Regions from separate parts of the Mus musculus genome. Here region 1 is linked to region 2. A link is a contact called in ENCODE POLR2A ChIA-PET data. All regions are on one chromosome and are shown on one strand. Each heading gives the region's core, a stretch centred on a gene start or an enhancer-like site at or near the end of the contact. The rest is flanking DNA. Distances are from core to core; before and after follow the strand shown.

Evidence for each region. ChIA-PET counts read pairs that join two places held with the same protein, here RNA polymerase II (POLR2A).
Region 1: POLR2A ChIA-PET joins it to region 2 with 12 read pairs in embryonic stem cell. The contact joins the promoter of Vav1 here to the promoter of Khsrp in region 2. POLR2A ChIA-PET finds 5 or more read pairs at or near these places in 3 of 5 experiments (Patski and embryonic stem cell).

Annotation. Positions count from the first base shown.
Region 1 is chr17:57,277,071-57,283,596 of GRCm38, forward strand. Vav1 (vav 1 oncogene) reads left to right here and starts at 2,030. Exons shown (of 27, transcript NM_011691.4): 1 at 2,030-2,331. The coding sequence starts at 2,128.
Region 2 is chr17:57,029,106-57,035,465 of GRCm38, forward strand. Khsrp (KH-type splicing regulatory protein) reads right to left here and starts at 2,402. Exons shown (of 18, transcript NM_010613.3): 1 at 2,043-2,402; 2 at 1-33. The coding sequence starts at 2,294. It overlaps Slc25a41 (solute carrier family 25, member 41), which reads right to left. Exons shown (of 7, transcript NM_175333.3): 5 at 5,682-5,849; 6 at 4,615-4,762; 7 at 3,667-4,078. The coding sequence ends at 3,891.

The DNA.
Region 1 (6,526 bases), core at 780-3,279, 250 kb after region 2:
TAAAAGGTGGGGTGCTAAGGAAGCGGCTTGGAATCTGGTGGGTTAGTCAGGGAGAGGCTTGCTTGCCAAGGTAATTTTAGTTCCTGAGAAGCTATGGTCAGGAAAGCAGTACATATTTGTTAGACAAATCAACTAATAAATGACAGGGAAGGGCACTGGTGACCTTGACTCGGACGAGAACTCACAGCAGGGAAGGTGGGCTTATAGTATGATAATTAAGGGTGGAGGAGGGCTGTGGCTTAAAATTTAGGAAGACTTAAGGGAAAAAAAATGACATTTGGGGGCTGGGGAGATGGTTCAGTCAAATGCTTGCTACTCAAATGAGAGGACAAGAGTTCAAATCCCTAGGGCACAATTAAAGCAGGAGGAGGTAGTCTGTGCTCTTTAATCTCAGTGCTCCTAAGACGAGATGGGGGCAGAGACAATTCTGGAAGTTCAGCTAGCCAGGAGCAGTTAGCCCAGGAGTAAGAGAGACTCTATGTTAAGTATGTGGAAGAGAGGGTCTACACTGAGGCTGTCCTGCCACCTCAACACACACGCCATAGTGTTCTCTCTCTCTCTCTCTCTCTCTCTCTCTCTCTCTCTCTCTCTCTCTCTTTCTCACACACACACATACAAGTTTTAAAGAAAAAAGGAAAAGTGGGTGGTGAGGGTGAGAGGGCTCTGTGGGCAAAGGTGATTGCTACCAAGCCTAATGATCTGAGCTCAATCGTTGGGGCTTGCATGGTGGAAAGAGGACCTACTCCCTTGGGCTGGTGAGATGGCTCAGTGGGTTAGAGCACCTGACTGCTCTTCCGAAGGTCCAGAGTTCAAATCCCAGCAACCACATGGTGGCTCACAACCATCCGTAACAAGATCTGACCCCCTCTTCTGAAGTGTCTGAAGACAGCTACAATGTACTTACATATAATAAATAAATAAATAAATAAATCTTTAAAAAAAAAAAAAAGAGGACCTACTCCCCCATGTTAACCTTTGACCTCCACACATGTACTGTGCCCCACATGTACCTTCACACATACACACATACATATGTATATATATACACACACACACATATATATATGTAATAAAAGTGAAATGGCTTTCAAAGTAGAATATATTTTCTAATGTTTATTATAGTTCTATTTGTTGGCAGTTTCCTACATGTTAACAACCTATCTTCGTCCTACCCACCCTCAACTCCCCTCTGACTCCGAATGAGAGTGGACTCTCTTTACCTTATCCCCACTTTCTTGCTCTTTTGTAACCCTTTGCATCCATTACTGCTGCCTGTGGGCATGTTGGCTCCCTCCTGGCTTTGTCTTGTGCTGCCACCATAACTGCACGGAGTTCATGAGCGTAGTGGCCATGGGTATGCCCTGGAGATAGCATTTCACATCCCCCGCCCCCGACTCTTACCGACTTTCTGTTCCTTCTCCCTTGAGCCTCGGGCTGGTGGTGGTATAGATGTCCCATCTATGGCTGAGCACTCAGTAATCAAAAAGTAACATGTAAGAAGTGATGGAGTGAATTAGTGTCTTCTGTCAGGTGGTGGGCACAAGTGCAAAGGCCCTGGGGCAGGATGGAGGTCAGGGAGTGAAGAACAGAGAGAGGAGAAGAGGCTGGCAGGGGTTGGGGCAGGGTGAACAGGGCCTTGTGGGGTGCAGGAAAGACATGAGTTTTGGCCCCAAAGCAAGGTTGAACCAGGAGGGTTATGGGTGGTGGAAGAATGGTTGAGACTTGACTCAGTGTTCAGTGGTCCCTTTTGGCTGCTGCAGGGGCAAAAGGCTGTGAGAGATCAGGGCCGTAGACTGGGGACCAGGAGGAGACAGGAGGTGACAGCCTAGGTGCCTACGGCTGGATGAGATAGTGGCACCTTAGTTCAGCAGGTGCCCAGGTCTGCTCAGTGTAGGTGGAGAAAGACGAGGTCACACCAGTGAGTGGAAGCTGTGAGGGCGTAACTGCAGATGCTGCTCCCCCTCCGCCCCACAGCTCCTCCCCACCCCCACCCCGGGGCGACAGTTACAGTCACAGAAGAGGAAGTGGTGTTGTAGTTGTCCCCACTGGGGCAGGCGGCGGCGGTGGTGAAGGAACGAGGGTGCACGGGGCCTCCCCGAGGGGCCAAGTGAGAGGCCGGCAGCCACCATGGAGCTCTGGCGACAGTGCACCCACTGGCTGATCCAGTGTCGGGTGCTGCCTCCCAGCCACCGTGTGACCTGGGAGGGGGCCCAGGTGTGTGAGCTGGCACAGGCACTGCGGGACGGTGTCCTCTTGTGCCAATTGCTTAACAACCTGCTTCCCCAGGCCATTAATCTTCGCGAGGTTAACTTGCGGCCCCAGATGTCCCAGGTGAGTCTGCTGGGTGATGCTAGGGCCCGACTGGATAAAGGCTGGTAGGCCCGGCTCTGGCTATGGAGAGGTGTCGAGCAGAACGGAGCTCTGGGTGGGTTTGTACACTCTTGGTTGGCTTGCAGCTGTCCCAGCAAATTTAGGGGGAAATCTCCCTATCCCGCCCCGCCCCCAGCTGACTCTGTTGAGATCCATTTAAAGGGGTCCTAAGAGGTATCTTGTTGCCTCGTAGTTAGCCAAGAGGGTGCATGAGGTTGGAGAACCAGATTCAAGAGAGAGAGGCCTTCAGTTTCTCCCCCACCGGTGGCTCCTCCTCTTCCACCTCTTCTGCCCCCCTCCTCCTCACATCTTCCTTCACCTCCATTTCCTGCCAGGGCTTTGTGCTGTGTGGCGTGGAGTGTTGGGGGCTGCAATGCGAGACCCTGTGGCATCCCAACTCTACCTATTTCGGGAAGGGCCCATTGAAGTGCAGGGCCCAGGCCTAGGGTCCTAACAAGGCCCTGGGTGTCCCTGAGTTTGACATCTGTGCACTCTCCGTGTTTCAAGTGGAGGCATGGTCAGACTATGCCCCGGTGAGCCTAGAAAATGTATTCAAATCCTTATTTGAATGTGGCTGGGGTGGTGGTGAAAGGTGACTGGTGGCTTTGTACTCTTTTCTCTGCTTCCCCAGGGATGCTGGGTTTCGGGGGGAGGGCTGATAGCCCTAGAAATGAAAGGTATAGGTTCAAGTCAAAGGGATCCACAGCCTTACCGTGGGGTGTGAGGGACATGAGTTGTATCTAAGGGAACATGGCCTTGCCATGGGGTCTGAAGGACACATCCTTGGTGTAGGGGGCATCTGTCTGTCTGTCTGTCCTCTTGCTCTCAGTCTGCCAGTCCTGTACAGCCTGTTTTTCCAAGTCCCAGGAGGCTGTCCCTAGAAATGATGAGCAACGGGGTCAGAGCCTAGTTTCTTCCCTTCATGCGAGGGGTCCCATGGAGTTGAAGACGGGAGTTACTTTAAGAATGGCCTGCTGCAGTCTCCAGGGTATTTCTGGGGTTGTCAGTGAGCCAGCAGTCTCTGAAGCTGTTGTGAGTCCTCTGAAGGAAGTAGGGAACAGAGCACCCACTGTCCCCCATGGACCGTCCCTCTGGCTGGCTAGGGGTCAGCAGAGATTTGCCTACATTTGCTTGAACTTCAGTAGCTTTCAGGGCTTGAGGAAGTAGCTATGGGACTCTTGGGCCCCAGCTCTGGCGGGACTCAGGGTGCCCAATGATGTGGCAATCACAGCTGTTGGGAAAACGGTTAGAGTCAAGGATGGCCTTCCACCCCCCTGTGTATTGTAACTAAGGTTGACTTTTCTGAAGGACAGGTGTTCATGGTGTTAATCCCCAGAGGACTAGCTGTGTCCCAACAGCAGCCTTAGTGTGTGTCAAGCAATGTTGGGAACTTGGCTCTGGCCCCCAAAGAGTTCTTAAACTCAGTGAGACAGAAGAAGATGCATCACAGGCTCTTGTTCTCTAGGGATGTAAGGACATTCACTGCTTGAGAGAATTAGGTCTTATGTACGAAGGGGTATTTAAGCTGGGTTCTGAAGAATCAATAGGAGTTTTCTCATTGCTCTGGCTCTCTATGTCCAGCTGTATGAAGCCTCAGGCTGGGCCAGTGTTCATCCTCATTTTCCCCCATCTATCTTCTTGGTAACTTCTGGCCTCTGGTCTCTCTGACTTTCTTGGAAATCCTACATCTGGTGGAGATGTAGGTGAGAATCAGCAGGCTATTTACAATATGCCAGAGGAGGTACCCCAAGGGAAGGCAGAAAGAAAAAGGAAAGGAGCCACTGACTGGGAAACAGGAGAGATAAAGTCGTAGAGGTCGGAATGAAAGAATAGTTCCTTCGTTTCCCTATCTCTCTCCTTTGTCCAGCAAATAGGGAAGAAATAATTTATATACTACCAACTCGCCCATCTACCAACCCATCCATCTATCCATCCATCCGTCCATCCGTCCGTCTGTCCGTCCATCCACCCATCCATCTGTCCATCTGTCTATCTGTCCACCTGTATGTCTACCCACCCACCCACTCATTCATTTGTCCATTCATCCATCTGCCCACCAGTCTATCTGTCCATCCTCCATCCATCCACCCATCCATCTATCTATTCAGCCAGCCAGCCAGCCAGCCAGCCAGTTATCAGGTCCAAAAGAAACTTGGGACAAATGGCTCACTGTAGTGCCTATTAGCATACCAATCCATATGCTGGTGCCCAGATTTACTCAGTGCCTGTGGCTAGTCTGTTCTTCTCACCCCATTCCCTTTTCTAGACATCACCAGCTTCTGGGTTAGCCTTCCCCAGTTTCTTCTTCCTATACAACCCTGCCATTTTGACTGTGTGCCCTCTGCACTCTTGGCCCTCTCTCCTCTCTTGCTCTCCCCCCTCCCACTGTGGCCTGGTCCATTCTGCTGGCCATACTCAGTCTGCTATTTTCTCTCATGATATGTACTCTCATAGATGCTTCTGGCTGTATTCTTCCTCATACCAACAATAAAATCTCCCCATCAATCATATCTCAGAATGGTCCTGTACTCACTTTATACATCTGGTGCAAAAAAAAAAAAAAACCAAAACAAAAAAAAACCAAAAAACCAAAAACCAAAAAACCAAAAACAACACACACACACACACACACACACACACACACACACTTTATGCCATCCATCCATCCATCCATCCATCCATCCATCCATCCATCCATGTATCCATCCATCCACCCACCTACCCACCCACCCATTTATACATCTACCTATTTCTCCACCCACCTATTCACCAGCTACACTTAAGGATGAGCTTTTACCCTTGTGTGTCATAGTCAAGGCTGACCTATCCATCCATCTGTCCATCCATCCATCCATCCACCTGTATACCTGTCTATCCACTCATCCATCCACTTACTCACGCACCGATCTATTCATTCACCTGTTCTCCTATTCATTTATTCTTTTACCCCGCCTACCCATCCATCAAACAGTGACTATTCAGGACAAGCCCTGCCCTTGGTTTTGGGAACTGTGGGAGTGGGATACAGATGCTCGTGTCTTATCACATGATATTCTAAAGGAGGGAAATGTACCAACGAGACAATGAGGACAGGTGTACATTTCTAGGAGGTGGCTCATACTTTGAAGAAAGCTATACTTAGAAAGAGTGCTTTGTGGCATTTTTGAGTAAGGAGTCTAGGAAATCTCACTAGACTAGAGCAGAAACCTGGGCTTGGTAAAGGCTTACCCTTGTGTGGGTAGTGACGTGTGTGTGTGTGTGTGTGTGTGTGTGTTGGTGCTGCCTGTGCAAAGGTCCTGAGGTAGGTAGTGGCAGGCAGGTATCCATGTGCTCAGGGCAGTGGCTTTCTAGCTGGTTGCACTGGTGTTGGAGATCTGAGTAGAACATCTTCAGACTGGCCAGTGCCCATGAGGTCTAAGACCCACAGAAAGGCTGATGACATCATGGTTAGAAACAGAGGCTTCAGACATCACAAACGTGTGCTTGCCGCCTCTGTGGGACTGTGCAGTCCTCTGTGTGGAACTCTGAGGCTCAGGGTCTGAGGAGAAAGCGATGAATTTTTTGGAAAGGTTTGGCAGGATGCGAGGCTCATAGGATGAGAGGCAGGAATTGGTGTATAACACATTGACAAGCCTCCAGCTGTAGGAAACCATGCAGGTGGGTACGAGGGTGTGCACCTGGTGTTATGGGTATAGCCCTTGGTTGGTGTGTCTGAACTGAGAGTAGAAGCTAACATAGCGATTGACTTAGGTTTAGTGACTCGGATAATAGCATTTGCTGTGCGACCATAAAGACCTGCACACATATTAAAAGGCCAGGCATGACTGTGGGCTCCTCCTTGCAAACCCGGTGCTGTGGGCTTGCTGGTTGCCAGCCAAACTCCAGGTTCAGTTAGAGACCCTGTCTCAACCAGACAGAGACTGATAGAGCAGGACACCCGACGTCCACATCTGCCCTCTGCATGCACATGAAAGAACAAAATGGAGACAGCAGTGTGGAAGCACAAGTACACAGCACAGTATGGACAGAACACAGTGCTATCCCTGGGCATCAGATAGTGTTTGGATGTCTGAGAACACAACAGGACCTTCCACATAGTTAGGTGTTTGGTTAAATGATCCATCTGTGGGACTGAAATAGAAAGATTTGTGGAAAT
Region 2 (6,360 bases), core at 1,152-3,651:
GGTAGCAGCATCACCTCCGATTTTGGCTGCAATCTAGGGTGAGGTAGAAATATAGATGAGTTACCATCCCAAGCAACTCTCAAGTTTATCTCCAGCTTTGGCCTGGAGTGGCTCTCCCTGATTTTGAGGAGTGTGGGCACAGACATAGACACTCTAGAAGCTTTTATGAATGTCTCCCAAGTTTTCTAAGAACTATAGGCTCCCTGTCCCCATTACAGTCAGGATCTGTGACCACAAGTGCAAAAGGAACAGCAGCCAAGGAAGACAGGGATTCCTGGACCACCCCCACAAGTGGCCTGGACAGCAAACAGGATTTCAATGTGGTCCCTACAACCTTCCTGTCTTTTACCCTGGACATCTTTACAAAATCATCCTGAGAAATCTCAGCCAAGTTTCTACCTTCAAGGCACCTGACATCCCAGTATGACCAAAACAAAAGCCCCTTTGGGGCACACACTGAGTTTCAAGTACACAGAGAACATATATACATCACCCCTAAGTCATCAAACACACTCCAAATCCTGAACTCAGGATCTGGCCTATGCTATTATAAAAAACAAAAAAAAAAATTGTGCTTACCCTTGACAGGGAGTGTCATCTCAACTGACAGCACTTACCCACGGGAAGCTGCCTCGTAAGACAATTTGGGGGATGACCAGAAAAAAGGCACGCTAAAGCCCATCCCACCTCGGAGGAAGGCAGAGGTGATAATGAAGAGGGCAGTAACTCAATGGGTCCTCCCACCTAGGGAGGAGCCAGTCCTTAGGCCGGAGGCCTTGGGACAACCCCAGGATAGCAGCATCTGTGGTAAGCCTGGCCTGTCCAACTCTCAGAATGTACCCGAGTGGGGTTGTGAGCAAGGCTGAGCCAGGTCACACCAGCACATAACACTCTTAAATGCGGTCATCAAAACAAGGCATGTTCCCAAAGACAGACAATACTTTTGAATTCAAACAGTAAAAAGCAGGATCCCGTGTCCACCTTCCCCACCTCATCCCAAAGCCCAGGCTCTCTAACAAAGGGTCGGTCCTCTCTTCATCAGAAAGAACTCTCCCAACCCCTTACCAAATCCCTTCCTAGGGAAGGTACAGAAATGGGCCAGGGGACCTGTTTTGACTTGAAAATAGGAGTAATGGTGTGTAAAGCAAGATCCTCTAAAAGGGAGTTGAATTTCTGGGCGGGTGCAAATGTGTGCTAAGATGGGTCCCCCCCACTTTCTAAGTATACGGCCAAGCTCAGTCCCTGTGCAAACCTAGGACTCCGTCTTGGGAACTAATATATTCTGAACCCTCAGGTCTCTGAATAGCGGTCTCCTACCATCCTGCGATGCAACTTTACAAACCCTGAGAAGCCCTTGGGGACCCTAAGACTCCAAGGGTTCAAAGAGGGGTCTCACAGCATCTCTGACCCCATCCTTCATGAACTCAGGAATTGCTCTTACAGATCTGCCTCAGTTTCTAGAACCCCATGGGTCCTAAGGGGGTGCCTAAGTGAAAACCCAGGAGTGATTCTTGGGGACATCCTCATAACATTCAAGCTCAGGCCTTTGGAAAACTAGGAGACCTCTCCAAATCACAAACAGTCTTGGACTTTAGAGTGGTCCTCAGAATGCAAACCCTATATCTTGAATGGAAATAACGGGTGCAAGCTCGGGGGGTGGCTCTTGGGGACACTGTCCCAGACTGCAACCTTTATGGGTCCTAGAGGAATCCTCTAGTACACCCAGGAAAAAAATCGTGGGAACTCCAAAGCTGCAACCCTCCTAATAGAGAAGACCTGGTGCAAGTACAGGGGTGGGTCTCAGGGACCCCAAAGGCTGCAAGCCCTGGTACCCAAGAGAAACCGTCCAGTGCAAAGTCTAGTTTTCGGAGATCCCCCCTTCAACGCACCCTTAACTACACGCACGCAGAGGGTCACCCTCACACCGTGACGGCCCCAGACTCCCCGCCCCGAGCCCGCCGCCCACGTGACCCTCCCGCGACCCCGCGCGCGCCGCTGCCCCCTCCCCCGCGCGCGCGCACGCGCCCTCGCGGCCCCCTCACCTGGCGGGCCCGCTGCACGGCGTCGGCGAAGGCGTCCTTGCGGATCCCAGGGCCGCCGCCACCGGGAGGCTGTGAGGGGCCCCCGGACGCGCCTCCTCCACCCGGGCCGCCGCCGCCAGGGCCTCCGCCGCCCCGGTCTCCCGCGCCCGGCGGGCCCGGCGGAGGGCCTCCTCCCGCACCCGCGGCTCCCCCTCCGCCGCCAGCGGGAGGCGGCGGGCCGGGCGGGGGACCTCCGGTGTTGTAGTCCGACATGGCGCGGCGGGGACGGGCTTGGTGCGGAGGCTTCAAGCTGAGGAGGCGGAGGCGGCGGCGGCTCAACGCGGGAACAAGGCCTCGCTCCACACGGCCGCGGAGCACGATGGGAAGCCAGCGGCTGGGAAGGCGACGGGGAGGGGGGGTCGCGGAGGGGGAAGAGGGGCACCTCCTCCCGCCACCGGCTTGACGGACGCCGAGGAACAGCCAGTAGTATACGGCTACCACTCTACGCCCGCCAATCGTGGGCCGTAAATCCGGGCGACCAGTCAGAGCTTCGGAAGATGCAGGGGGCGGGAGGCGCGGTGTGACTGACGAAGATAGGACTCAATAAGCCCAGGGCTGCTGGCGCTGGGCGGGCAATTGGAAGTCACGCGAGAAGTCAGGAGGCCCAATGAAGCGCGAGTTCCACCTTCTCGGGGCGGCTCTAGGATGAGAGTGACGGCTCTGATCAGTCACGTGGCCTTGAGGGCGGAGCCTATGAAAATTCTCTGGGATGAGCTGGGCGGGCGCTCGGCAAGATAGTCGTCAACACCAGCTAATGAATACACTTAGGAGGCGGTGCTTGCTAAGATTGGCAGTCATTTGATCCAGTCCCCGAAGCATTTTGGAGGATGCGCTTGGATTTGGACGTGACTTTTCTCAGAATCCTTGTCCTCTGACTTCTGAGCCAATGGCTGAGCGACAAGGGCAAGCGTTCAATGATTGACCCCTCTGTGGACAAATAGCAGTAACAGAAGTAATAGTGCCCGCTTGCTGAGAGCCAGTGAAAGCGCATCTGCATTGGGGTGGAACCCGCTACCAGGCGGCAGGAGCGGATTAGTGGGAGCAGAAGTGAGTGGCAGAGGACGTGGGAGGTAGTGCTCAGCAGCCGGAACTATGGGCAGGACCTTAAGTCAGCGCCCCAGTAGCCTGGCTTGGGGAGGCCTTGCCCGTGGCCTGCCCGAAGCCTTGGGGGGTGGGGGGAGTGGTGGCCCGAAATTGGGTGAAGATTTTCCCTCAAAGGACCTTCACTTCCAAGACTCATGACACCAACTCCTCAAACTTCAAGCCTATTCCCAACCTCGACCCAGGCCCCCCACAGGGGTCCAAGTCTCCTGCTCCCAACCCTGGACTAAGAAGGAACCCCAAGTTCCCACAGGAGTCCAAACTTCCAGTTGCCACCCTGGGCCCAGAAGTCCCAGGTCCATTTACCGGAGTTCAAGACCCCTAGAGCTCCTAGCCTGGACCCCAAAATCTCAGGTCCTCCTGATCCCCAAGTCGTCAGGGTGGGGGTTGAACTTAGGATCTCATAAATGCTAGGCAAGCACCCTAGACGATACACCCCATCTCCCAGCTCCCACCCAGAACCAGCTAATCTCAGACACAGACGTCCAAAACTATCTTTATTCATTGTCTGCATCTTCTCTTGAACAAGCCTGCAAAAACCCGGCTGGAATCCCAACTCAGAATCCCAATTGGAGGACTCCCAGCGCTTTTCTAATCCGAGTCCTGGGTGGTTTTTGCAAACCAAAATGGCCTTAAAGCCTGAGCCTTGGAGTGCTTTTTGAGACTCAGGGACACTGGGTCTTCCATTCTCTTCTTGTTCAGGGCAGGTCATCTGCTCAGGACTTGTACACCCAGGGTTTTCTTCATGGCTTCATACACCAGGTAGCTGATGCCGCCTGCTGGCAACACCTTCAGTAAAGTGGGTGTCATGCCTCTGTACAGCCCCGGCCAGCCCTGCTGGCTCAGTATCCTCTTGAAGACTCCCTGCATGGTGGGGTTGGAGCCCTCCACAGTGTCTGGGGATAGACATAGACAAGGTCAGCACTGGGTATGATGTGAGATTCACTGTGAAGGATCTGATCACACTGAGGGAATGTTGTAGAGATCATTTGGTTATTGTTATATATGTATGTATGTATGTTGACATGGTATCATATGGTGCAGATTGGCCTAGAACTCCATATGTAGCTGAGGCTAGCTTTGAACTCTTGATTCCCTTGCATGTACCTCCTACTGGAATAACAGCACTATCACACCCAGTTCATGTGGTACTGGGGATTGAACCCATGCATATAAGGCACACTCTGTACCTTGAGCCCCAGCCTCAAAGTAGCTGAGGCTGGCTTTCCAAGTGATGGGTGATAGGCATGTTAACTTGAGGGCTAGGGTTAGATTAGGGGTGAGCATAAGCTTTGGTGGGTTCAGTACTTAGCAAAGGTGTTCTAAATGGGTTATAGAGAGGCTGAAAGTTGGTGGGAAAGGTGAAAAGATACAGAGAGCTGGAATGAGGCAAGGAACAGCTATGTGTAATGGCTCCTGGAGCCAGGCTGACCTTGAGCCTGCATCCTTGTGCGCACCAAAGTCAGTGGGTAACTGGCCATCTGGCCACAGGTCGTGGACAGTGTTACAGATGACAGGCTGACGAGGCCACTGGGGTCCTTCATGTCCCTGCCCAACTTCTGCCACAGGCACTGGAGTAGCTGCGAAAGGAGGCAAGAATGCTCTTGATACCGACTCAGAGTCAAGACAGGCATGGTGGTGCACACCTTAGTCCCTCCAGTGTTGAATCAGTGGCTGGTGGGTCTCCAAGTTCAGGGACAGCCAAGGCTGCATACTAAAACCCAATCCCATAATCAAAACCAGCTGGACACGATGGCACACACCTTTAATCTCAGCAGTAGGAGGCAGAGGCTGGAGGATCTCTTTACATTTGAGGCTAGCCTCCATGTACATACTGAGTTCTAGTTCAGACAAGGCTACATAGTGAGACCCTATCTTAAAAAACAACAGGCTTTGGAACTCTGAGTTTGAGGGCAGCCTGGTCTATAGAGTGGGTTTTAGGACAGTCAGGGCTATACAGAGAAATCCTGTCTGGGTGTCGGGATCAAACAAAAACAGTGGATTGGAGAGATGGCTCCCAGGTCAAAAGCATTTGTCCCTTGCAGAAGACCCAAGTTCAGTTCCCAGCATCCAAATGCTGTCTTAGTCTAAAAAAACCAAGATTTAAGAGAAGGAACACTGACTGCGCTTCCAGAGGTCCTGAGTTCAGTTCCCATCGACCACACGGTGACTCAAAACCATCTGTAATAGGATCTGATGCCTTTTTCTGGTGTGTCTGAAGGCAGCGACATTGTGCTCATACATATAAAATGAGAGAGCCGGGCATGGTGGCTCACGCCTTTAATCCCAGCACTTGGGAGGCAGAGGCAGGCAAATTTCTGAGTTCGAGGCCAGTCTGGTCTAGAGAGTGAGTTCCAGGACAGCCAGGGCTATACAGAGAAACCCTGTCTCGAAAAACCAAAGAGAGAGAGAGAGAGAGAGAGAGAGAGAGAGAGAGAGAGAGAGAGAGAGATACAGGCTGACCACCAAAGCCATGTTCTCCCCTCTGGAGACACACACCTCATAAACAGCTAGGTCGGTGCAAGCATAGGGGATGATGCCCAACATGTTGGGCAGGTAGCCTCGGTATAGGGCTCGGGTACCATCCCGTTCCAAGATCTGCCTGGCACAGTCCAGAAGCCCTTTATACTGGCCAGTGAAGCGAAGGGTCAGCCGAGTCTTGAGTACCTGGAGCAGGAGGAGATCCATTTGGTTAAACACTCTCTGACAGACCTGTCACACACTTGTAGGTGGAGGTATTGTCAAGGGTTCAATTGTGCATAGGCCGCATGAGATAGGCCACTTATGTGGAAAAGAGGGAGCCACTAGCTAGGTTCTCACTCTAACATAATACCTGTGGTTGTTGAGCTTTTAAAAGATTAAACCCAGGTTCTCTGCTAACATATCCATCATATTGCAAACACTGGGTAGGCTGGAGCAAGAGGATCATAAACTTCAGGCCAACCTGGGCTACATAGTAAGACCCTTTCACAAAAATAGGTTGAGGCTGTGACTCTTTTGGTAGAGGGCATGCATGCCTATCACAAAGCCTTGAGTTTCATCCTAGCACCCCCACAAACTGGGAGTGGTGGCATATACCTGTGATCTCAGTACCCAAAAGTAGAAATGAAACAGGATGTTTAAAGTCATCCTGTTATATAAGGGGAGTTCCAGTCTAGCCTGGGCTACAGTGAAACCC